Regions from separate parts of the Homo sapiens genome. Here regions 1 and 2 are each linked to region 3. The links are chromatin loops, found by intact Hi-C in ENCODE. Cell type or tissue: prostate gland. All regions are shown on one strand. Links, peaks and the distances in the headings refer to the core of each region. The heading gives the core; the rest is flanking DNA.

The links. Peaks named below come from ENCODE experiments on the same cell type or tissue, not always from the same donor. Only the 100,000 strongest peaks of a DNase experiment are listed, where the experiment ranks them.
Region 1: it touches region 3 in a loop (4-fold over the local background); 9 of 110 quality-filtered maps call a loop at or near these places.
Region 2: it touches region 3 in a loop (7-fold over the local background); 11 of 110 quality-filtered maps call a loop at or near these places.

What each region holds. Positions count from the first base shown.
Region 1 is chr21:16,007,833-16,016,317 of GRCh38, forward strand. No RefSeq gene overlaps it. Among named protein-coding and RNA genes, the nearest start is that of MIR99AHG, 58 kb to the right of the region's middle. In prostate gland, for the core only: no CTCF peak of the experiment used is centred there; no DNase peak of the experiment used is centred there; H3K4me3 peaks cover 490 bases; H3K27ac peaks cover 3,372 bases.
Region 2 is chr21:17,267,139-17,275,623 of GRCh38, forward strand. LOC107985511 (a long non-coding RNA gene) reads left to right here. Exons shown (of 4, transcript XR_001754975.1): 4 at 3,154-4,023. Among named protein-coding and RNA genes, the nearest start is that of LINC01549, 170 kb to the right of the region's middle. In prostate gland, for the core only: a CTCF peak has its summit at 3,335; a DNase peak (open chromatin) is centred at 3,233.
Region 3 is chr21:16,065,453-16,073,937 of GRCh38, forward strand. MIR99AHG (mir-99a-let-7c cluster host gene) reads left to right here and starts at 5,036. Exons shown (of 10, transcript NR_136541.1): 1 at 5,036-5,115; 2 at 5,662-5,946. In prostate gland, for the core only: a CTCF peak has its summit at 4,872; DNase peaks (open chromatin) are centred at 5,039 and 5,819; H3K4me3 peaks cover 2,231 bases; H3K27ac peaks cover 2,948 bases.

The DNA.
Region 1 (8,485 bases), core at 155-8,154, 58 kb before region 3:
AACATAGGATTTCAGTCTGTAGAAGTACCACAATTTATTTAAACAGTTCATATTCCAAACTTAGGAAGAGAGTAAATTGTTACAACTTTTCTAAAGGTTAATCTGTTAATATAATGTGAAATTTTTAATTTAGAGTCTCTTAGACATAGAAAATTGCATTTCTAGGAATTTATCCTAGGGAAACTAATAGGAAAACCTCACCTAAATACAGGTATTGAAATGCTCACATTAGAGTGTATAAGAGTGAAAATAGTTTTGTGGGCTCAATGTCCACGAGTAGAAGATTGTGTAACTACTTTATGGTGCACGCTTCCAATGGAATGCAGTCTGGTTAAAAGTGAAGGAGTTCATTTTTCTTTATGTACATTAAAATGCTTTATGCTGTTTTAAGTGAAATAGAGCAAATGAAATGAAAAGAATAGTTTAACAGATCTTAGTTTGGCAAACACACACACACACACACACACACACACATAAATCTGGATGAATACTTGTCATGATACCTACTGTAATTAACTCTAAGTACTAGCATCATGTAGTATTGTTTCTTTTTAATTTTTTCTTTGTAACATTTGTCAGTGATCCATGTATTGCTTTTGTGATCTGGGAAGAAAAAAGATAACTTCAAAAAGAGAAAAAGGATTTATTAGGTATGAGACACTTCATAAACCTGTGCTTCCATTTATTTACAATAGTTGAGAAGATATTGGGAACAATTCTTACTTTTTAGTGGAATCTTCATTTTTCAAGTACTCACAAAACTTGGGAATGACTCTGCTTACAGTTTAAAGGTGCTATGGAAATATTTTTATCCAAAGATTGTCAGACTCATGGACAAATGGGGACATTAGGATTTCTCATGCAAGGTGGACAGTCCTGTGGGTAAAAGTACATGCTTCTAGCTTTTGCTTAATATGATTTCTTCAGACAGCTGCTCAATCCATAGGAAGAAGGAAGGTGATAACAATGGAACTGAATAGGGGACCTCATGCTGCTAACACTGAGAAATCTTATAATCAGTAGAGAGGTTGTAGGACTTTTTGCGCTTGTTACCATTTTGTTCTGCCAGTAAATAATGGGGCTATAAAAGTGCGCAGTTTTTATTAAATAAACTACTATTATGGCAACCTAGAATTATTATCTTGCTCCTAATTCATCTATAAATAGCATTTGACTAATTAGAATTTAAAAATTCAAACCAAACACATGTCCTTAGTAAGAATTCCTAATTCTAATTAAGTCTCTCTCTCTTTGTATATACATACATATATATAGAAATACATATATGAATTTATATATTTCTTATATATATAAGAAAATATGTATATATACACACACAATTATATATTATATGTATACATATTATATATTAATATATGTATTATATGTATACATATTATATATTAATATATGTATTATATGTATACATATTATATATTAATATATGTATTATATGTATACATATTATATATTAATATATGTATAATATGTATGAATTTGGCCTTCAGATAGTTTGTGAAATTTATGTTAATATCCTCTCCTTCTCTCTAGTCATGTATTATGGTATTTAATTCATAATGTTGTAGGTAAAAATAAGAACGTTATTGTTTTCCTTTGCTTTTTTTACTACTAGTGTGGTTGAACATTGTTTTCTTATTCTATTTATTGAGTAGTTTATTCTTGTTAGAAATCCTCTTACAGTTCTTTGCCCTTGTTTTCATTAGAGCAAGGGGTTGTAAACTCTGAGCTGCAGACCAAATTCAACCTGCTACCTATTCTTGTAAATAAAGTTTCATTGAGAAATAACCCTGCCCATTTATTTACATATTTTATTGTTTATGTTTTTGTGGTTGTTGTTATAACAGAAGGATCAGATAGTTGTGGCAGAGATTCTATGGCCTGGAAAGCCTAAAGTATTTACTCTCAGATTCTTTATAGATAGAGTTTATGGGATCCTATCTCTGTATTAGAGAGCTGGTTTATAAAAAATATTTTTATCAATTTGAATGAGCTATTTATGAAGTAAAAATTTTAACCTTTGTTTCAAATACTTTTGCAAATATTTTAAGTATTTTGCTTGTCTCATTAGGTCCTGATGGTTTTTCATCTCTATGAGATTCCTATTTCCCCCTCTTTTGATTTCTCAGAATGCTGGGTGCTGGAGTGATGGATGTAGTATCCAATAACTTAGCACGGCTGCCACTATCCTTTTTACCACGATTCCTTTTCTCCTTTGACTTATCTCTCTTTCTCCATTTTCCTGCCCCACTTCTTACTGTTTCCTGACTTTGCTGTTGTTCGATCGTCTGTTTTCAAAGTGGGATCATTAGTTATGAAGGAAGATTTTTCATGAAGAGCCAATTAGATTGTTATATAGCTTTCTTGTATACATTATTAGTCACTAGGTGTTTTTATAATTAAAAAGAAATGGATGAAACTCTTTCTTCCCATTCATAGTCATAATCCAATATTTTGAAAAATGTTTCTCAACAATGGTGGTGATCAAATGATGTTGCTATGGCTTATTCCCATGTATCTAAATATTATAAATACAGGGAGATGGAAATCACTAGCCCCCATGATAATCATTATTTCTCTCCTTCCTAGGCCCATGTAAAGACTTCCCAACCTCCCTTGCCATTAGGGCAGGGGCATGCATCTAATTGTAGACTAAGGTTTTGAGAGGAAGTGCCATGTGTCACTTTAAAAGTATGATTGTAAATTCCTATTGATTTGGCCACCTCAGGATCCAAAAGTTGAGACAGCGACTAAAAGACAGTGATACAACCAGTATCTTGGTTCCCTGAATGACTATATGGAGCAGAGTTCCCACATAAACTGAACATTTCATGTGAACAAGAAATTAACCCATGCCTCCATAAGCCACTGAGATTGTGTGATTAATTTGTTACCACAGTATAACCCAATTTATTCTCACTAATCCAGAAATGGATTTTAGAAATTGAGTTTTGCTATCACAAAATCCTTTATATGTACTCAGCAGGCAGTAGACAAGTGTTGAGAATGTTGACCCTGAAGCGGGCAAAGAAGAAAATTAATGTTACATGGTAGTAAAACATTTGGTGAAACTGTGATAAGTCAGGACTTGGAAGGCAGACCATAGGCCTAGGTACCTTTTAGCTCCTGGATGAAAGGGGGAAACTAGAACCAAAATAGTAGATGTTAACTGCTATTGGCTATGTTTGGCAAGGTACCGTTAAAACAAAAATGAATTCAGGAAAGAATCAGCTGGCTCACAAGCAGAAATGAGAAGAAATAAAGAGGATCTAGAAATGAGGATTCCTACAGTATGGGAAAAAACAACTGCCTCTTGACCCAAAGCAGTAAGCAAAGGGATTTTACAGAGCATTCAAGAAAACTGTTTGGTTGATTAAAGACCTTAAGTTGACTAAAGTCCTTAATAGTGAGGCCTTCCCATAGGTTATTGCAGATATGTTGAAGGTCGCCCCATCCAATTGAGAGAAAGTGACATGGGGTTGAGAAAACAAAGAGCTCTCTAGGAGATCCAAGAACCAGGTATTTGAAAGTGTGAGTGTAGTTACTGGCACAGGGCAGGGACTGGAAACGGGTGGAGAAGAAGCCTCTTAAGTATTTGAGGGTAATGTGCTGCCGAAACGACCACAAGCCAGGACTGAAGAAGCCTTTGACGGTATGAGGCTGAAAATGACCTTTGTGCACTGAAGCTTATGTGAGCAAAAGGGGGCTGGCAAAGCTGTGGAGTCTTATTTTCAGATACAGTCACAGAAGGGAATGGAAAAAAAAAAGAAACTGTCATAGGGTAGAGACAGAAGCCACATACCGGTGGGGAGCCTTTGCTGCTTGTGCTCCGCAGGACTTCAGGATTTAAATGGGCTGAGACGTATGTCCTGTTCCTCTCCTTTCTAAAAGTGAGTATTATTGTAATTATTCTGGCTCTGCCACCCCTTCATTTAGAGTGTGTGTGTGTGTGTGTGTGTGTGTGTGTGTAGGACAGGCAATTTGGCTTTTAAATTTAGAGGTCTCCAGACCAACAGAAACAAGCTCTGGACTTGGGAGGGATTATTGCATTCACGTAGACGCTCTGGACTTTGAGATTAAGGGACTGACTGGATGGGCTTCAGGCTGTTTCCCATGTGGTAGTGCCGAGTATGCGTTATGTGTCAGAAGAATAGCAAACTGAAAACTTAATGAGTAAGAGGTGGTAGATAATAGTCTTCACCATAATTGATTTTTCTCCTTTTGCCTGAAAATTTCCTAACACTCCTTAAAGTACTCAGGGACAAAATTTGCCAATGAGCTGTGAACAGAAATAAAGTGCTTCTCATAAGAGTGGCTGTGAGTTCTCTAAGCTCTTCCTTTGCTATAGCAAGCGTTAAAGCCATGTGTGTTTGTGTGTTCCAGCATCACAAGATAGAGAAGTCTCCCTCAGCCCAGGTTCCAAAAACACCATGAAGAAGAGAAACCTTTGTTAACCCAAGCCAGACACATGTGCAAGAAGAGATCTTTTGTTGTACAAGCCATTGAGATATGAAGTTAACATTTTAAAAAAATCAATGTTACAACAAGTTCTCTATTTGAAAAGCTTACCTGGGATTAGTCCCAGGTTAATAATGGTGTAGAACACTTAAATAAGAAAGCAAAGGCTGCTCAGAATAAAGACTACTTAATATACATTCAAGTTAAAAGAAAGCTGAAAGATCCTATTTGGCAAATTCTGATCCCCTAAAAACTGTATTTCATGCCCTTAACAATTGTTCATAAATTGTAAGACATAAATTATTTGATTCTAAACATATTCCTTTTTTTTTTTTTTTTTTGAGATGGAGTTTCATTCTTGTTGCTCAGGCTGGAGTGCAATGGTATGATCTCGGCTCACTGCAACCTCCGCCTCCCAGGTTCAAGTGATTCTCCCATCTCAGCCTCCCAAGTAGCTGGGATTACAGGTGCACACTGTCACTCCTGGCTAATTTTTGTATTTTTAGTAGAGATGGGGTTTTTCCATGCTGACCAGGCTGGTCTCCAGCTCCTGACCTCAGGTGATCCGCCCACCTTGGCCTCCCAAAGTGCTGGGATTACAGTTCTGAGCCACCGCACCAGGCCAAAATATCCCATTTTTAATGTGAACTACCCCAAAAGACCAATGAATGCTGTACATATTTTCTTTTTAGTACAAGCTATTATTTTCACCTATAATCATGGACTGGTAGAATGCTACATAGTACCCGATTTAATTATGCTTTTCTCATTTTCTAAGTTAATTTAGTTTTATCTAAGGACATCAGAGTAACTTCTTTAATATTTTATAAGATTCTCAACAAACAACAGTGCTTACATTAGGGAAATAAAGCATTCACTAATTAAAAAGTTCTGAGGATATAGATCTACAGTTAATATAAATTATGTACTGGTTTAATGTGTGGTGATAAGTCAAGAAACTTTATTTAAAATATGACTATATCAAATTATTTACTTTCCTGCTTAATTGTTGGTACAAACTTTAATGAAGATTGGAGTTTCCTAGGAAAGGTAAATGAGAGTTCTAAAATTGAATAGCGTTCACTGCAGGAGAACTTGGGAAACTGAAACTTAGTTTTATAGAGACAAAGAAAATAAAACTAAGTAGATAAAACTGACCTGTAATGTATTTCTTAGGAAATACGTGCATGCATATCTTTTTTGTTTCTATAAACAATCATTTCTACATATTCTTTTTATAATAATGTGGGGATTGTCAAATTTTCATGTTTGCAAATTAAAATCTATACATGAAATTGCCTGAATTGTGAAAAACTATAGCTATTCCTGAAGCTTTTCAGTTAATTTTACAAACATTGAGTCTTATTTTCTTGTTTAAACTTTGCTCTTTTCTTTAGAGTACAGTCTTTTTATGTCTCTCAAGCAGCCTCTGATCTTGCACTCGACCTGCCCATAAATATGAGACAGATGGAAATAAATAATCCACTCGAAAATCCACTTGACACAAGTACTACATTTTATGTCTTACAGGACTGGAAATGGCTCTGAATTTAAAGTCATTTCAGGACTCTATGACACTTAGAGAAGATGTCTTTTGATTTTTCCCATCTAACTAGAAATTTCTGGCCTTCTTCAACCTTCATGTAATAGTGAATTTATTGATACTGCATTTGCAAGGTTGACGTTTCATTTCTAAGAAAAGAATGTTTACTACAATTAGATGAGAAGAGTCTCTTCTGGTCAAAGAAGATCTCTTAAGAGTAGTTCACATGGGGAAAAGAAAAGTGAGTATCGTTTATTTTTAGTAGTGGGCTTGTATTGCTGTTTTGCATCTGCATTTGTAAGTAGCTTTAAAAATCCAATATCCATGCCAAGAATGATTGTAGAAACACATACAAACCTTATTTTTTTATTCCTTACATTACTTTAATTTCAAATCATTCGTATGTATTTCCTAGTAAGGTAAGCAGAATGGTTCTTTTTCACGGCATCCCACAAATTCTCAGTGTAATTCAGTAGTCCTCTCTTATCCGTGGTTTTGCTTTCTGAGGTTTCAGTTTTACCCACAGTCAACTGCGATCCAAAAATATTAAACGGAAAATTCCAGAAACAAACAATTTAGAAGTTTAAATTGCGCACCATTCTGAATAACGTGATGGAATCTTGTGCTATCCTGTTCTGTCCAGCCCAGGACATGAAACATCCTTTTGTCTAGCATATCCACATTGTGGAGGCTACTCCGTCCTCAGTCACTTAGTTTCTGTCTCATCATCAGATCGAAAAACACAGTATGTATCAGGTTTGGTACTCTCTGTGGTTTTAGGTATATACTGGGGGTCTTGGAACACATCCTCCTAGGATTAGTAGGGACTATTGTAATATTGCATTGAGGACAACTCTTTGTCAAGATAATTTTTTTTCTTTTTTTTTTAAATTATACTTTAAGTTTTAGGGTACATGTGCACAATGTGCAGGTTTGTTGCATATGTATACATGTGCCATGTTGGTGTGCTGCACCCATTAACTCGTCATTTAGCATTAAGTATATCTCCTAATGCTATCCCTCCCCCCTCCCCCCACCCCACAACAGGCCCTGCTGTGTGATGTTCCCCTTCCTGTGTCCATGTGTTCTCATTGTTCAATTCCCACCTATGAATGAGAACATGCGGTGTTTGGTTTTTTGTCCTTGTGACAGTTTACTGAGAATGATGGTTTCCAGCTTCATCCATGTCTCTATAAAGAACATGAACTCATCCTTTTTTATGGCTGCATAGTATTCCATGGTGTATATGTGCCACATTTTCTTAATCCACTCTATCATTGTTGGACATTTGGGTTGGTTGCAAGTCTTTGCTATTGTGAATAGTTCCACAATAAACATATGTGTGCATGTGTCTTTATAGCAGCATGGTTTATAATCCTTTGGGTATATACCCAGTAATGGGATGGCTGGGTCAAATGGTATTTCTAGTTCTAGATCCCTGAGGAATCGCCACACCGACTTCCACAATGGTTGAACTAGTTTACAGTCCCACCAACAGTGTTAAAGTGTTCCTATTTCTCCACATCCTCTCCAGTACCTGTTGTTTCCTGGCTTTTTAATGATCACCATTCTAACTGGTGTGAGATGGTATCTCATTGTGGTTTTGATTTGCATTTCTCTGATGGCCAGTGATGGTGAGCATTTTTTCATGTGTCTTTCGGCTGCATAAATGTCTTCTTTTGAGAAGTGTCTGTTCATATCTTTTGCCCACTTTTTGATGGGGTTGTTTGTTTTTTTCTTGTAAATTTGTTTGAGTTCCTTGTAGGTTCTGGATATTAGCCCTTTGTCAGATGAGTAGATTGCAAAAATTTTCTCCCATTCTGTAGGTTGCCTGTTCACTCTGATGGTAGTTTTTTTTGCTGTGCAGAAGCTCTTTAGTTTAATTAGATCCCATATGTCAATTTTGGCTTTTGTTGCCATTGCTTTTGGTGTTTTAGACATGAAGTCCTCGCCCATGCCTATGTCCTGAATGGTATTGTCTATGTTTTCTTCTAGGATTTTTATGGTTTTAGGTCTAACGTTTAAGTCTTTAATCCATCTTGAATTAATTTTTGTATAAGATGTAAGGAAGGGATACAGTTTCAGCTTTCTACATATGGCTAGCCAGTTTTCCCAGCACCGTTTATTAAATAGGGGATCCTTTCCCCATTTCTTGTTTTTGTCAGGTTTGTCAAAGATCAGATAGTTGTAGGTACGTGGCATTATTTCTGAGGCCTCTGTTCTGTTCCATTGGTCTATATCTCTGTTTTGGTACCAGTACCATGCTGTTTTGGTTACTTTAGCCTTATAGTATAGTTTGAAGTCAGGTAGCATGATGCCTCCAGCTTTGTTCTTTTGGTTTAGGATTGACTTGGCAATGCGGGCTCTTTTTTGGTTCCATATGAACTTGAAAGTAGTTTTTTCCAATTCTGTGAAGAAAGTCATTGGTAGCTTGATGGGGATGGCATGGAATCTATAAATTACCTT
Region 2 (8,485 bases), core at 155-8,154, 1.2 Mb after region 3:
TTTGAAAAAATTAAGCCCAACCTCCAAACACAGACTATATAAAAATTATTTATAATTTGCAGGTATTAGTGGCTTAATACAGCATATATTTGCTATCAGCTTTTGCATTTTAAAAGAAAAATTAAAGACAAAAATCTTAATACAAAGTAATAAACTACTAATCATAAAATTCTCTCCTATATTCTTTTAGAACACAATGAAAGGAAATTATTTGCTTTTTATGAGAAACTGATATACTTTCTCTCCATAGATGATGAAAATAACTTTCTTTGACTACCAAGAAATATATAATCAAATTTGTAGACCACTTTTAATTTTTTAAAAAAATCCTGGATCTGTATTTTTTACCTTCCTGACCTCTTACTATAATTTATCTTTTCTCTGGTCCTGAATCTCTGTAAGCTGACTTGCTTTCAGGGGAATGACACTGTGCACATAATACAGCATCACCTGGGTCTTCCAAGATTTGGTCTCCACCATCACCTCACCACCACCCTGTCCCACCTGTCCACAAACAGTTTGGAAGTTTCCTCTTTTCAGCTTTCCTCTTTCCAAACTTAAGCTTCCGTATGTACAATGTAGCTCTCTCCTACTTAAAGAAAAATAAATTCAGAGTGATCCTCCTAAAGTTGTGAAATAAGATCAGTCTGTAGTTTTTCCATCTGTCCTCCGTTGAGTCCTCCTGGTCAGGCTCCCAGGACCTCCAACATGTGAGATTTGTGCCTCTACTTGACCCTTGGCATCGAACCAAGCCAAATTCCTCTTCAGATGTAGATGGGCAATGTTTTCTAATTTACACAGGGCTTGTACCTTACCCCATTTACTCAAATAAATAATAACACTTAAATTTTCTACATTACATGCACACGTTTCTCAAAAAAATTATCTACGGAATTTATCTTAATTGTATTTATTTTAAATATTTCTGGGAAAGCATTCCTAGGGAAGACTTCTTAGTTCCATTTATTGTCAAAGAGGAAATGGAGTGGGGCCTTTTATTTTTTGTGTGTGTTAAATATAGAGTATTAATTGGTATAAATATTCCGGGTAGAATTTCTAAATAAATTCAAAACATGCTTTGTTTTTAGAAAAGATACATATTAATGCCCTAAACCTAAACTAAAACTAAACCAGATGAAATGCTGTGTCTTAACGCAAGTCAGGCACCATTTACTTGCCTCCCAAAGTTTCCAGTCAATCTACCTTCAAGTTGCACAGTGCTTTCCATTCAGCAGGAATGGCTGCTGTTCTAAATGCTGAAGATTTTTATTTTCTCATTTATATCCTTTTAACAAGTAATTAATGGGTTTAAATACCTTCCTGCATGATTACAATTTTCTCTTATTAGCTTTTAGCTGTGTGTGATATTCAACATCCATTCCTCTTTGTTTTTAGAAAGTACTTTTTAAAAATCTGAAGTTTAAACACAGGGTATAAAATTTCTATTTGTTTTATATTTCCATAACATCAAATAATAATCTCTCTAAACTTATATTTTGAAATACAAAATACTTCCTTCTTCCTCTGGATCAACAAAATGGGTTTAATTAATCTTATGCCCTTATTTAAGGTTTTAGGAAATAATAATCGCCATTCTTTAGCAGGCAAAAATTATGGATACAGTAGTTACAATAAATTAACTCAAATGATCTCACAAATGAAAAAATTTTCCCGGTTAAGAGTGTAAAAACTCTACTGTCCTAAATTGTCTCCCAGTCACACTACTGTTACTTAAACAACATATCTCAGTAAAAGTACAGACGTCATTTCACATTTGTCAACTCACTAATTTAATAACCACATGAAAAGGCAATAGAATTATAAAACATGTCATTTTTCCAATACTCTAATGAAATTTTTCATGTATATGAAAATTCACTTACTTGATTATGCATTTTCATTACTATTACTTTGAAAATTTATCAAAACAAAAGGAGTTGTATCGTAGCCAAAAAGACTTTTTAAATATAAAATTTGGTCTAAGTAAGATAATATTTTATAATAACATGAACTACGAAACTACAACTATATATATGAAAAAATATTGATTTTGGTAAAAACTTTCCAGCTTGATCCAAAAAATTTTTTATTTTTAAAACAATCTATATCTAGTTACTTATCAACTGATTTCCAGTTGTTCAACTGACTATAAACTGCTTTTTGTTTACAAAAATAAATTATGGTAACAATTTAAGTACTAAAATATTTGAGGTTTTTCTTTAAGGTTAATGTAAATTTAGTGCTGACATTTTAAAAATTACTATTAAGATGGCCATTGATTACAATGATTAGTGAATATAATCAAAATCATGAAACCAAATTATTTAAGTGGACAAGCTGCTGAAGCAATCATATTCATTTAGAGGTGAGAAAGTGCAAGTTGTCTTTTTAACTGAAATCACAGTAAAATCAAGAAAAAAAAGAAACTCCCATTCACATTCTAAGTAAAATTACATGACCAAAAAAAGTTATTTGCATATATAAAAATGCTTTCAAACTAAGGTGGATGTGTGCATAGAAATCCCTATGAAGAACCCAGATTTTGTTTCTGGGAAAAGTTAGCACATTCTCCTGGCAAATCTTTCAGAGTCTATCATTAAATTACCAGCTATAGAGAAGGCTTTTACCAAGATAGCTAAATTTCTAGTTGATAACTTTAAGATTTGTTTAAAAAAATAACTTCAGTATTGCAAATAATAAGAATTAATTTTTCTTTCTACAGACTAAAAGGTTTTGTTATACTCCCAAATCTGTGCCATCTTCTGCCTGACACACTATTTAGAGCTGCTCTTTTGTGTTAGTTGTTTTTCAAACTTCACTAGATGATCTCAGGAACCTCTAGGGATTTAAATCATCATGAACAAATGATAGCGTCAGACTGATACGCTATTAAAGCAAAAGATAACTTACATTCGTAACACTAGTTATAAATAATAATAGGACATTAGAGAGTTTTATTAGAAGAAAAATTGCCTGAAAAACTTCCTCCTATTAGGTTAACCTTCTAGAATTTCTCAAACAAACCAAATTATTTCTGCAAAATCAAAGTCAATACCTGAGTCTGTTTATAAAAATCACCAATTCACAATGCAACTATTTTTTTCTTTTCATTTAACATTTTTAAATGATTTCTTGTCTTCTTTTGTGTTTTAGCTGAATTTGTGTGCAGCACATTGTTGCTCCAGCTTAAAAACCTCCTGTGTGGTAAATGCTTGGCAGCCCTGGGGAAGGCAATGAACACGGTGAAATTCAGTGCAGTGTGGTAAGACAAGGAGAGCATGAATAATATTTGGAGATCTAGCACACCTTAGTGGAAACAATTATTATTACAACTGCTTTGAAGACATTTGAATTTTAAACTCCATTGTTTGTGAAATTCTATTTTGACTAAATAGAGGGACTTTGTTCAGGCTTTTGTTGTCTTTAGCATGATGTGTTTCTTTCCTAAACTCCACACAGATAAGAAGATAAATTTGATCATGAATTTCTAAAAGTAGAAATCATAGGTTTTTTAGAATTAGCATAAAATTATTGTACAACCCTCCATGGGCTATCAAATTGGGAGCAATCCAATTTTATTTGCCATCATGGTCACATATAAAGTGTCAGATTATTCTTGTTAGATGATTATTGTACATTTAACTTAGAAAAGCTTCTCAGGTCTGCTCCTGAGATGCTTGAAAGACTTTTGGTTTAAATAGGTTGCATATGTTCTGCTGTTAATGGCTGACCGTTTTTATTTCATATTACTAAAATGTAATCAAGAAAAAGAGAGTAGAAAATACATCGCAAATATTCAGTCTACTATCTAGACAATTTCAAAAGCTTTCAATTTTATCTCCTGTTCCATTATCTTCAATTGTAGAGTTTGGATAGGAAAAGAATTCAAAAATAAATACAAAACATTCATTCCAATACATGAAGAAAATTAGCCCTGTTCATGTACATTTTCTAATATGGATATGTTTCTAAAAATCAGAATATAATATTTATGGAGTCATTAGTAAAATGCACTTGATTATCTAAGAATCTCAACTGCTTGATGCTTGATCAAAAACTAGGTAGAAACTAAATCATGCCTATCAACAATTAAATATTTCTGAAAAGGGGACTTCCAAAATGGTAGAATAAGAAGCTCAGCAAATACTTTCCCTAAAAAGTGACAACAGGGGTGGAGCCAAGATGGCTGAATAGGAATAGCTCCAGTCTATAGCTCCCAGTGTGAGCGACACAGAAGATGGGTGATTTCTGCATTTCCAACTGAGGTACTGGGTTCATCTCACTGGGGAGTGTCAGACAGTGGGTGCAGGACAATGGAAGCAGTGCACTGAGTGTGAGCCAAAGCAGGGCAAGGCATCACCTCACCCGGGAAGCACAAGGGGTCAGAGAATTCCCTTTCCTAGTCAAAGAAAGGGGTGACAGATGGCACCTGGAAAATCAGGTCACTCCCACCCTAATACCGCACCTTTCCAATGGTCTTAGCAAATGGCACACCAGGAGATTATATCCCACGCATGGCTTGGAGGGTCCTATGCCCATGGAGCCTCACTCATTGCTAGCACAGCAGGCTGAGATCAAACTGCAAGGTGGCAGTGAGGCTGGGGGAGGGGAGCCCACCATTGCTGAGGCTTGAGTAAGTAAACAAAGTGGCTGGAAAGCTCGAACTGGGTGGAGCCCACCGCAGCTCAAGCAGGCCTGCCTGCCTCTGTAGACTCCACCTCTGGGGGCAGGGCATAGCCAAACAAAAGGCAGCAGAAACCTCTGCAGACCTTAATGTCCCTGTCTGACAGCTTTGAAGAGAGTAGTGGTTCTCCCAGCACACAGCTGGAGATCTGAGAATGGACAGACTGCCTCCTCAAGTGGGTCCCTGACCCCCAAGTAGCCTAACTGGGAGGCATCCCCCAGTAGGGGCAGACTGACACCTCACACGGCCAGGTACTCCTCTGAGACAAAACTGCCAGAGGAACGATCAGGCAGCAACATTTGCTGCTCAGCAATATCCACTGTTCTGCACCCTCTGCTGCTGATACCCAGGCAAACAGGGTCTGGAGTGTACCTCCAGCAAACTCCAACAGACCTGCAACTGAGGGTCATGACTGTTAGAAGGAAAACTAACAAACAGAAAGAACATCCACACCAAAACCCCATCTGTACATCACCATTATCAAAGACCAAAGGTAGATAAAACCACAAAGATGGGGAAAAAACAGAGTAGAAAAACTGGAAACTCTAAAAATCAGAGTGCCTCTCCTCCTCCAAAGGAATGCAGCACCTCACCAGCAATGGAACAAAGCTGTACGGAGAATGACATTGACGAGTTGAGAGAAGAAGGCTTCAGACGATCAAACTACTCTGAGCTAAAGGAGGAAGTTTGAACCCATGGCAAAGAAGTTAAAAACCTTGAAAAAAAATTAGATGAATGGCTAACTAGAATCACCAATGCACAGAAGTCCTTAAAGGACCTGATGGAGCTGAAAACCAAGACACAAGCACAAGCCTCAGTAGCCGATTCAATCAACTGGAAGAAAGAGTATCAGTGATGGAAGATCAAATCAATGAAATGAAGCAAGAAGAGAAGTTTAGAGAACAAAGAATAAAAAGAAATGAACAAAGCCTCCAAGAAATATGGGACTATGTGAAAAGACCAAATCTACGTCTGATTGGTGTACCTGAAAGTGACAGGGAGCATGGAACCAAGTTGGGAAACACTCTTCAGGATATTATCCAGGAGAACTTCCCCAATCTAGCATCGTGGCCAACATTCAAATTCAGGAAATATGGTGAACACCACAAAGATACTTCTTGAGAAGAGCAACTCCAAGACACATAATTGTCAGATTCAACATATTTGAAATGAAGAAAAAAATGTTAAGGGCAGCCAGAGAGAAAGGTCGGGTTACCCACAAAGGGAAGCCCATCAGACTAACAGCTTATCTCTCAGCAGAAACTCTACAAGCCAGAAGAGAGTGGGGGCCAATATTCAACATTCTTAAAGAATTTTCAACCCAGAATTTCATATCCAGCCAAACTAAGCTTCATAAGTGAAGGAGAAATAAAATCCTTTACAGACAAGCAAATGCTGAGAGATTTTGTCACCACCAGGCCTGCTCTAAAAGAAAAGTTTTAGAAGGAAGCACTGGAATTTCATGTCCAGCCAAACTAAGCTTCATAAGTGAAAGGGAAATAAAATCCTTTACAGACAAGCAAATGCTGAGAGATTTTGTCACCACCAGGCCTGCCCTAAAAGAAAAGTTCCTGAAGGAAGCACTAAACATGGAAAGGAACAACCGGTACCAGCCACTGCAAAAACATGCCAAATTTTAAAGACCATCAAGACTAGGAAGAAACTGCATCAACCAATGAGCAAAATAACCAGCTAACATCATAATGACAGGATCAAATTCACATATAACAATATTAACTTTAAATGTAAATGGGCTAAATGCCCCAGTTGAAAGACACAGACTGGCAAATTGGATAAAGAGTCAAGACCCATCAGTGTGCTGTATTCAGGAAACCCATCTCATGTGCAGAGACACACATAGGCTCAAAATAAAAGGATGGAGGAAGATCTACCAGGCAAATGGAAAACAAAAAATGCAGGGGTTGCATATCCTAGTCTGATAAAACAGACATCAAACCAACAAAGATCAAAAGAGACAAAGAAGGCCATTAAATAACGGTAAAGGGATCAATTCAACAAGAAGAGCTAACTATCCTAAATATATATGCACCCAATACAGGAGTACCCAGATTCATAAAGCAAGTCCTTAGAGACCGACAAAGAGGCTTAGACTCCCACACAATAATAATGGGAGACTTTAACACCCCACTGTCAACATTAGACAGATCAACAAGAGAGAAAGTTAACAAGGATATCCAGGAATTGAACTCAGCTCTGCACCAAGCGGACCTAATAGACATGTACAGAACTCTCCACCCCAAATCAACAGAATATACATTCTTCTCAGCACCACACTGCACTTATCCTCCAAAATTGACCACATAGTTGGAAGTAAAGAACTCCTCGGCAAATGTAAAAGAACAGAAATTATAACAAACTGCCTCTCAGACCACAATGCAATCAAACTAGAACTCAGGATTAAGAAACTCACTCAAAACTGCTCAACTACATGGAAACTGAAAAACCTGCTCCTTAATCACTACTGGGTACACAACGAAATGAAGGCAGAAATAAAGATGTTCTTCAAAACCAACAAGAACAAAGACACAACATACCAGAATCTCTGGGACACATTCAAAGCAGTGTGTAGAGAGAAATTTATAGCACTAAATGCCCACAAGAGAAAGCAGGAAAGATCTAAAATTGACACCCTAACATCACAATTAAAAGAACTAGAGAAGCAAGAGCAAACACATTCAAAAGCTAGCAGAAGGCAAGAAATAACTAAGATCAGAGCAGAACTGAAGGAAATAGAGACACAAAAACCCTTCAAAAAATCGAAGAATCCAGGAGCTGGTTTTTCGGAAAGATCAACAAAATTGCTAGACTGCTAGCACGACTAATAAAGAAGAAAAGAGAGAAGAATCAAATAGACGCAATAAAAAATGATAAAGTGGATCTTACCACCAATCCCACAGAAATACAAACTACCATCAGAGAACACTATAAACACCTCTATGCAAATAAACTAGAAAATCTGGAAGAAATGGATAAATTCCTGGAAACATACACCCTCTCAAGACTAAACCAGGAAGAAGTTGAATCTCTGAATAGACCAATAACAGGCTCTGAAATTGAGGTAATAATTAATAGCTTATCAACCAAAAAAAGTCCAGGACCAGATGGATTCACAGCCGAATTCTACCAGAGGCACAAGAAGGAGCTAGTACCATTCCTTCTGAAACTATTGCAATCAATAGAAAAAGAGGAAATCCTCCCTAACTCATTTTATGAGGCCAGCATCATCCTGATACCAAAGCCTGGCAGAGACACAATAAAAAAATAGAATTTTAGACCAATATCCCTGATGAACATTGATGCAAAAATCCTCAATAAAATACTGGCAAACCGAATCCAGCAGCACATCAAGAAGCTTATCCACCATGATCAAGTGGGCTTCATCCCTGGAATGGAAGGCTGGTTCAACACATGCAAATCAATAAATGTGATCCAGCAGATAAACGGAACCAATGACAAAAACCACATGATTATCTCAATAGATGCAGAAAAGGCCTTTGACAAAATTCAACAATGCTTCATGCTAAAAACTCTCAATAAATTAGGTATTGATGGGATGTATCACAAAATAATAAGAGCTATCTATGACAAACCCACAGCCAATATCATACTGAATGGGCAAAAACTGGAAACATTCCCTTTGAAAACTGGCACAAGACAGGGGTGCCCTCTCTCACCACTCCTATTCAACATAGTGTTGGAAGTTCTGGTCAGGGCAATCAGGCAGGAGAAGGAAAAAAAGTATTCAATTAGGAAAAGGGGAAGTCAAATTGTCCCTGTTTG
Region 3 (8,485 bases), core at 246-8,245:
ATGTTTTTATACTTAGTCTAAAAATCCTTGAGTTCAATATTTATGAACATATTTAATGTAGTTACTGAAAAACTGGCTTTAAATCAATACTCTTTTGATTGTCTTTTAGTTGTTCCACTTATTATTTCTTCTTTTGCCTTTCTTTGGATTAATCAGTTTTTAAATTTTATTCATCTTGTTAACAGCTTTGCAGTAATAAATTCCTATGTTATTATTTTAGAGATTATCCTACATATCATGATATCATCTCTGACTTTCTAGTCTTCCTGACTTTAGTACTTTCACCAGTTTCCCACCAAAGCAATAATTTTATCACAGTTTATCCATTTAGGTAATCTAGGAAAATCTCCCTATTTTAATGTCAACTGATTAGCAACCTTAATTCCATCAGGATCCTTAATTATCCTTTGCTACATAATGTAATATATGCAGTTTCTAGGGATCAGGATGTGGAAAATTTTGGAGGACCATCTATCTGTCACCTAAGAGGAAATAACTCAGAAGAGGCTGTTGAAACCAAAAAGCAATGAGATAAATTAATTGGCAAATTTAATTTCTTCTCCTTATCCGTAATTACACAGTGGGGTAGAGCATATAATGAAAATTAGATCACTTTTAGAAAATGAAGAAGCCATGTTTCCTTTGCGCATCTGTGGTATACAGTGAACAATTTTTTTTACTGCCCTACATGCAGATTGTGAGATACAATCTGACAACTTTCTTGTTAATCATTAATTTAATAACTACTGCTTAATATAATTCTGGACTTAGTCTATGGCTTGAGCTTGAGTAGAGCATGTCTTTCTTTTTCTTTTTTCTTTCTTTCTTTCTTTCTTTTTTTTTTTTTTTTTTTGACAGAGTTTTACTCTGCTGCCCAGGCTGGAGTATAATGGTGTGATCTTGGCTCACTGCAACCTCTGTCTACTCGGGTTTAAGAGATTCTCGTGCCTCAGCCTCCCTAGTAGCTGGGATTACAGGCGTGTACCGCCATGCCTGGCTAATTTTTGTATTTTTAGTAGAGACAGGGTTTCACCATGTTGGTCAGGCTGGTCTCGAACTCCTGACCTCATGTGATCCACCAGCCTTAGCCTCCCAAAGTGCTGGGAATACAGGTGTGAGCCACCGTGCCTGGCTACAGATAATATTTCTTTCTAATTCATCTGGATATTAAAAATAATTTTTATTTGCATGAAAATCATTACTCTGAGACAATGAGATAGTCCTAGATACTTGGTGGCAACTTCTCAGATGAAAGGTTTTCATTTTTCTTTCTAAATTTCTCTGCTGTTTCTTGTATGTAGGAAAAGAAATCATAGTAATTATAGACCATCAGATTCAAGTTAAAAGTTGCTGAAACCTGTGGCTGTTTTTTTCTAATAAAATATTTCTCATTAGCTGGTTAATCTGCTTGAAGATTTTCTTTTCCTTTGGGTATTTAGATGTCATGATTTATTATGTTATCTTTATGAAGTAATTGTATCTTTAGTAAATAATCCCATTAAAAGAGTTTGGGAACTTTGCAAGAGAAGAAGCCAGTTTTAAAAATTGAGGTGCCATGTTTTCCCACAGGGATACACTGTTCACCTTTTGGAGGTCAATATAAACAAGATCAACCATAACTGTGCACTGAGAAGTGTTTTTTGGTATCAGAATGTAGACTAATTGAACCATCAATGACACCTTTAAAATTCTTATGCCTTTCACATCCTATAAAGATGATCATTATTAAATAGTTCAAGGGTTGTGTATTTGAAATCCAAAGCATAAACACTGAATTTTTAATCTATAAGTTTGTGGGCAAAAAGCAGTCAGATATTTAGGGCCATTCTGATGATGAGCTGCATCTTGTTCTGTCATCTGAATGCTTGTCATTTTGTAGATGGGGGATAAACAGTGGTCTCTTCATGTTAATGAATATTTTCCATACTTATTAAAACTAAGTTTTTTTTAATAAGAATAAGTCAATGAGCAGACAGACAAGTTGCTTTTTATTATTTTTGTGTCTCTTTTCAAGTTCACTCTTCTTATAGAATGCATTGTATTATTCATAAAGTTAATGCGATTGGCTGCTATTTCACATTCTTACAGCCAATTTGTGCAGACTTCACTCTTTTGGTGAGATCATCATGATTGTATGTCTCAGGTTGAGCTTTTGATCTTTGTAAAGAAGTTTGCTTTCCTTCATCCTGGGAACATAGATGACGTTTATATTCTCCATACAGTTATGTTATAAATGCATGTCTTTGATCTTATGGGAGGAGGTCATAAATTCCTTATCTATAGTAAAACTCAACCAATTAAAAATATCCTGACAGCAGCCGATCAGAATCGTATTTTAATTAAGGATAGCAGCATGATAGGGTGGAAATACACTAACTAGTTACTAATTTTCTTTGGATGTCCTATATAAAAGGATGGTTTAAATTTCTAAGGTCTACTTTTTGATTAACTTACCTAGTAAAGTGGTTCCAAATAAAATTTTATTGCAAAATTATTTCAAATTTGAGTAGTATATTAAAATTTCATCATTGCAATTTGTGTTTGGGATCTGAGAGGGCTAGTAAAAACTGGATAGTAGAATACCATAAGAAATGCAATATTTTTTTCGAGTATGTCTAGCAACTCAATGGCAGAGTGTTTCTAAGTAGGAAGCCTAGCTTGTCTGGTTTAATGAATTGTAGTATTTAAGAAAGGCCTCCCATATTTTTAGTGTTTGTTTACAAATACTATTTTGTGAAATGAGTCAGATATGAATCATCCACTAATCTTGTTTATGAAATTAATATATTCAGTAAAATTCTTTGAATAACAGTAGTTTCCAAACACATTCTATGTGTTAGTGGGATCTAAATCTATGTGATATTATGACAGTTTGAACTCTGTTTTGATTTTTACTTAGCAAAATGGTGAACTCACAGTTAAGTATGACCTCTTTGATTTTCCTAAGCTTTTTTTGTTGTTGTTCAGTGTCAGTTCAAAGAATTGGGATGAGTGGGTAGAAAAGTCACACATTCTTATGAAATAAAAAGGACAGCCACAGTTTTATACATATGTGTATTTACATATATGACATATATGTATATGTGTATGTACATATGTATATATATATGTGTGTGTGAAAGTGAGGGGGAGAGAGGAATGAGGTCTACATAATTTAATTTTATTACTAGTACATTTTTATGGTTAATTCAAATATTTAGGCAAATTTGCCTTTAATAGGAAAATCATCAAAAAGGCAAGGCAAGTAGTTGCATAAGCTTTGCTTTTTTCTGAAATTACCTGCATTCACTTAGAGAAAAAAGGATTTTACATTATCTATCAAGCAACTAATTTACATATATGATTTCAGGTATTTCAATTTCAATGTGTGTAGCAGTTCAGGAATAAAAATGCAGTATTTTCTTATATTATTTGTGTTTTTTATGATTGAGCCGTACGATCTTTTGGTTTAGTTAGGAATTTGGCTTCCCCATCCCTCCTATTAAAACTTGATTTTTGGAAAGTATAGATAGAAGAGCTGTGCTTTTCTTTTAAAATGCTTATAAAATTCAAAAGCAACTGGAATACATTTTATGATACCAATTTTACATATATTTAAAAACCAGGACTACAAAATATAAATTTATAAAAAATTATAAAAAATGATTGGGATTCTTTCTCTTTGGAATGATTATATGTTATAAACATACAGCACCGTGAGTATAAATAGGTTACTGTTTCTCCTAATGTGCCTACTTTAATGATGAATTGCATTCCTGATTACAGAATCATGAGCTATCAAAATACACCAATAAATACAGGCAAACATTGGTAAAATTCCGACTTAGAAAATAATCAAAGCTTAAAGCTTAGCATTCTGATTTGGAGCAAGAAATATGTAAATTGTGAAATAATGAGCAGCTTCTGAGCACATCCCCTTTATTTTACCTGCAAGGACCTGAGTCAGAAGTCTGCATTTCAAAATGCTTCTTTTTTTTTACAGTGTGGATGAATGGCCACGAATAATACAAATTGGCTTTACTTTCCAAGTTTATTATACTTAAACATTTGTTGGCAGGTTAGCGACATCATTTATTATATAATGAGGTAAACCCCAAATGGAACCCCCAAACATCTTCTCTTCCTGGTCATCATAGGCTGCCATTCTTCCCCTAGAAATTAATACATCTGTATGCGGGATCGTGCCTTCTCATCCCCTGCTGCAGAATCCTCGGTCATAACAGCTTTTGTGTTCATGAATATGTAAATGTAACATGCATAAAATAAAATAAAAAAGCAGACAGTTTCTACCACAGACTGCCTAACTCTGTTGAACTAATACACAAAAAGCGAAGATTTAATTTTTCAAGCATTTTGAGTCAGTGTTTCAAGGCATGACATAATTATGTAATATAAAAATACATAAATTAGGCATATGCAGATGTGCATGACAGTTAGACTCAAAATAAATCGGCATGTAGTCATGGCTATAGTGATTCATGCAGATTCACTTACTCCTTCACTCTGATGCCTAGTAATACGGGGTAAATGCCTTAGGTATTTAATGACCTTGTATTTACTGACTAGATTCTACTCCTATACTTCACCCCAATAAATGACTAGGAAAATGTTTAATTAATATGTATTATTTGTATATGTATGTATATATATGTATTATACACACACATATGCTTTTTTCTTTTGAAGGGGAAAAGCGATGGCTATCTTCCACTGAAGTATTCTGGAGGAAGCTGTGGGAAGAAAATTGGTGGATTTTATTATTGAAATAAGCAGGCATGTTCATGCATATTTTTACGGCATGCATGGCTATGCGCCACTCTGTGCAAACAGTGCTATTGCAGCTTGTGCGCGGTAATTAGGTTGATGTAATTATGGTGAAATAAAGGCAGTCGCACTGATAATTTCACAGTGAATATTAAAGACATATGTGCCTTCCAGTGTACAATGAATGAACCTGAACTGCTGTCAGGGTCTAGGAGGACAGTGTGGCCAATGCACCTATTGTGTCCCTGCTGCAGAAAGGAGCCTGCCGATTGGCCACTGTCTGCAGCACATAGCACTGGCTGGTTATAAAGGACTTGTCTAGGGGAGAGCCTGTAGGTACTCCATTGTCTGGTAAAGTTCATATGACTGCATTCTTTTTGCAAGGGGGGTGGAGGGAGAGCGGGGAAGGAGGGGGTGTCAGCTCAACTGTAAAAGCTGCACAGATTTTTTTTCTTTCTCTCTCTCTGCCTCTCCATAGATTGTTTCTGTTTCATGCCCTGTCTCATTTCGCATAGCTAAAAAAGAATGCTAATTAAGATCCCTTGTCTTAACCTGAAAAATAATGACTCGGCTGTAATTAGAAATCTGGTGAGAGTTTAAAAATTCTGGTAGGGGACCAAAAACATCAGTTACGGTGCTTAGGAAGAAAATGAAGAATTATTTTTCTGAAATCAAGGTAAACATGGGAGAGGGGGGTTCCCCCCATCTTTTTAACCAATTTTAACCAATGGTGTTCTACTGCAGATGAGAAGATACTGTATTTCAAAAACTATTTTAACCATCAAATTGAAGGAACACAAATCAGTAGCAATAGAAGCCTTCTTAATCCTCCTTAGGATGCAATTCAGATGAAAGAACTGCTTTTTCTATTTTTCTTTTTGTGTGTGTGTGTTATAGATGGATCTGAGAACGCTGTCTGGGCTTGGTACCAAGAGCTGGTATTTCACAGCAGCGACCGCCTCACAGACGAGCTGTGGGAAGCAGGAGGGAGACTCTCTCTTAGGGTGCCACTACTATGGAGACACAGCTGGGCTGAACAAGATTTGCTTCAAACGACAACAAGAGAGACAGAAAGTATCTGGTTCAACCGCTGCCCGAGCAGGCAGGCACCAGAAGAGCTAGCAGCCAATCCGGCCATGCTCGAAGCCAGCTCTGCAGCTCAGCCAATCAGTGACATCATTGGTGAGAAACTCATTTACATCATGCAGTAATGAACTTTGTTTAACATAGACTTCCCCCTTTCCTGTCACCCCCCCCCCTTTCCATATTAGGTCCTTCCATTAATTATTCTGCTGGCATAATTTAAACCGCTATGCAAAAATGTGGCTACATTCTCTCTGATGGCTTTTACCTCCCCCCCCCCCCCCCCCATTGGTGTCTGCCGTCACTGAAAGTGATTCTGGGTACAATTCTATTTTGTTTTGAACTTGCAAAAATTATCTTCTCTTTCTTAAAAAAAATTCTTAACAACATTAAACCTCTGTTTATATTGTCTGATCCCTCTTCTTATGAATGAATACATGCTTCTCCAAGTTGGGGTTCAGAATTGTACAAGGCAACAGAGAATAAGGTGTGCATTGCCATGGAAGTTGCAGGTTTTTCAAACAATCTGTATCTTAGAACTTCCTTTAACGTTTCCAGATTTTATGCTGCAGTGGCCATTTTACATACAGTGCTTTATCCAAAAAGCACTTGTATGCATCTGTCACATGGAGGAAAGTTCACTCTTGTTATATTTCATTCTCCACTGCTCTCAGCCAACATTGTCATTTTATTAATGAATAGAACTGAGGTCATTTCTGGACAAATCTCCCCCTTCCCATCCCAGCACAATGCACCTGATTTGCATCCATTTACTAGAAAAAATGAATACAAGAACCAGCTTGAAAAGAAGTTAAGGGACCAGCTTACGTATTATTTCAGAATATATTGCAGTAATACAGTTTGTTTTTTTAAAATGTGTAATATTTAACATTTGCCTTAGTGTTTCTATAAAAATGCCTGCTATCCATTTGCAATGTAATACCTTTAGCAAATTTATAGGATTGTTACATAACCAAAGTAGATCAAATTAAATAACGTTCACAAATGAGTTCATTTATCTGCAGAAAACCTGTGGAAATACAATTTTGCCTTGCACATTTGTATTTAGTTGTCAGGGATAAAGTCATTTTTTCTATAGATAACTTAAAGAGGCTGGAACATGTGGCATGTGAAGATTTCAGGTTGCTTTATAAAATCCCAGAGAGCAAAACTGGGTCACACTTCAATGCAATTTCTATTAAGTCATATCTTTATTGCATATTTGCGTTAAAGGCGCACAGTTTTCTAGCAGAGAAGGTGAAGTTTCATTGTCTTTCTTTTAAAAGGATGTTTTGAATATAATTATTCAAAAACATGGAATTTTAAAAATATTGACAAGGGTTTCATAATAGTGCATGATTCATTTAAGAAGCTTAGAGAATGCAATGATAGGCATAGTCACTTTTTAAAGCATATGAAGGATTTAGATGGGAAACCATGGCCCTTTTAATTCATGAGGTATTCCATCATCCCATCATCAGTATTCAGGGGGCGACTGTCCTGAATCAGTCACGAGCTCCCCTGCTGCAGATCCTGTAATTTGAATCATGTGTAATAATATATTATCCTACTGGGGGCCTTCTTTCAGTAGGAGAATGGTTTATACATTCTGCTGTAAGAGAACTTTTGGCTTCTAGCCGACTCACAGCTATTACTCACATAGGCAATCACGATCGTCTTCCTTAAGGAATAACATCTGCACAACCTCCAGAGCCAAAAATCTGCAACCTCCCGCACAGTATGAATTATGATTTCTTGGAATTGGGAACACTTGACAAACTGAAGTAGAAAAATGGAAGGTTTAAAGGAATGGATCAACATTTTATTGAGTGTGCCATGTGGCGACAGCGCAAACTCCCATTCCTTTGAAATGATGGAGAATGGTGAGGAAAGGGGGCCAAAAATATACCTACATGTGTTCATTTGATTTTTAGACACAGCCGAAATGTAATGTGTTTTATGAAGACGTGGCTGCCTCTGTGTTTTTCTGTGGACATCCTAGCAAGGTCCTGTAAAGGGCGTAGCAACGTGGAGAAATAAATGGGGGGCGAAGGTGGTCGTGAAAGCAGAGAAATTGTCTCCCCTCGAGAAGGAAGCAATGTAATGTAGCAGGAACCATTTTGACCCCGGAGTTAAAAATTATAGTGTACCTCCGACTCTTTCTCTTGTTATCACCTTGATCAGATCACTTAATTTCTTTCCATTTTCTCCTGCATTCAAAAATTCAAGACAATGCCAGCATAGAGATTTTCTCTTTGTGTGAAATGCCTTCCCATTTTTTAAGAGTCTAGATCCTTTTTTGCTTCAAGGACCAAGTTAAATGTCTCCTCTTCTGTGAAATCTCTCCAAATCATCACGACCAGAATCTCTCACTTCTCCACCCCTTTTCATCTCCTTTATTGCCTGTGTGCCAGTCAGTATTGCTGTAGGGCCACATGTGTGTACGTCTTTGCCACTAGACTGAAAGCCCCTTGGGGACAGAGACCACATTGAATTCTTCCACCCCCAGCTCTAAGAATAATGAATGATGCTCCTAAGGTTCAAATCCATGTTTTAATTAATGAATTATAAGTACATTATAAATTGCAGAGGGAGGGTCATACAAATTCTGGGGATTACAATTATTGTTGTCAACTAT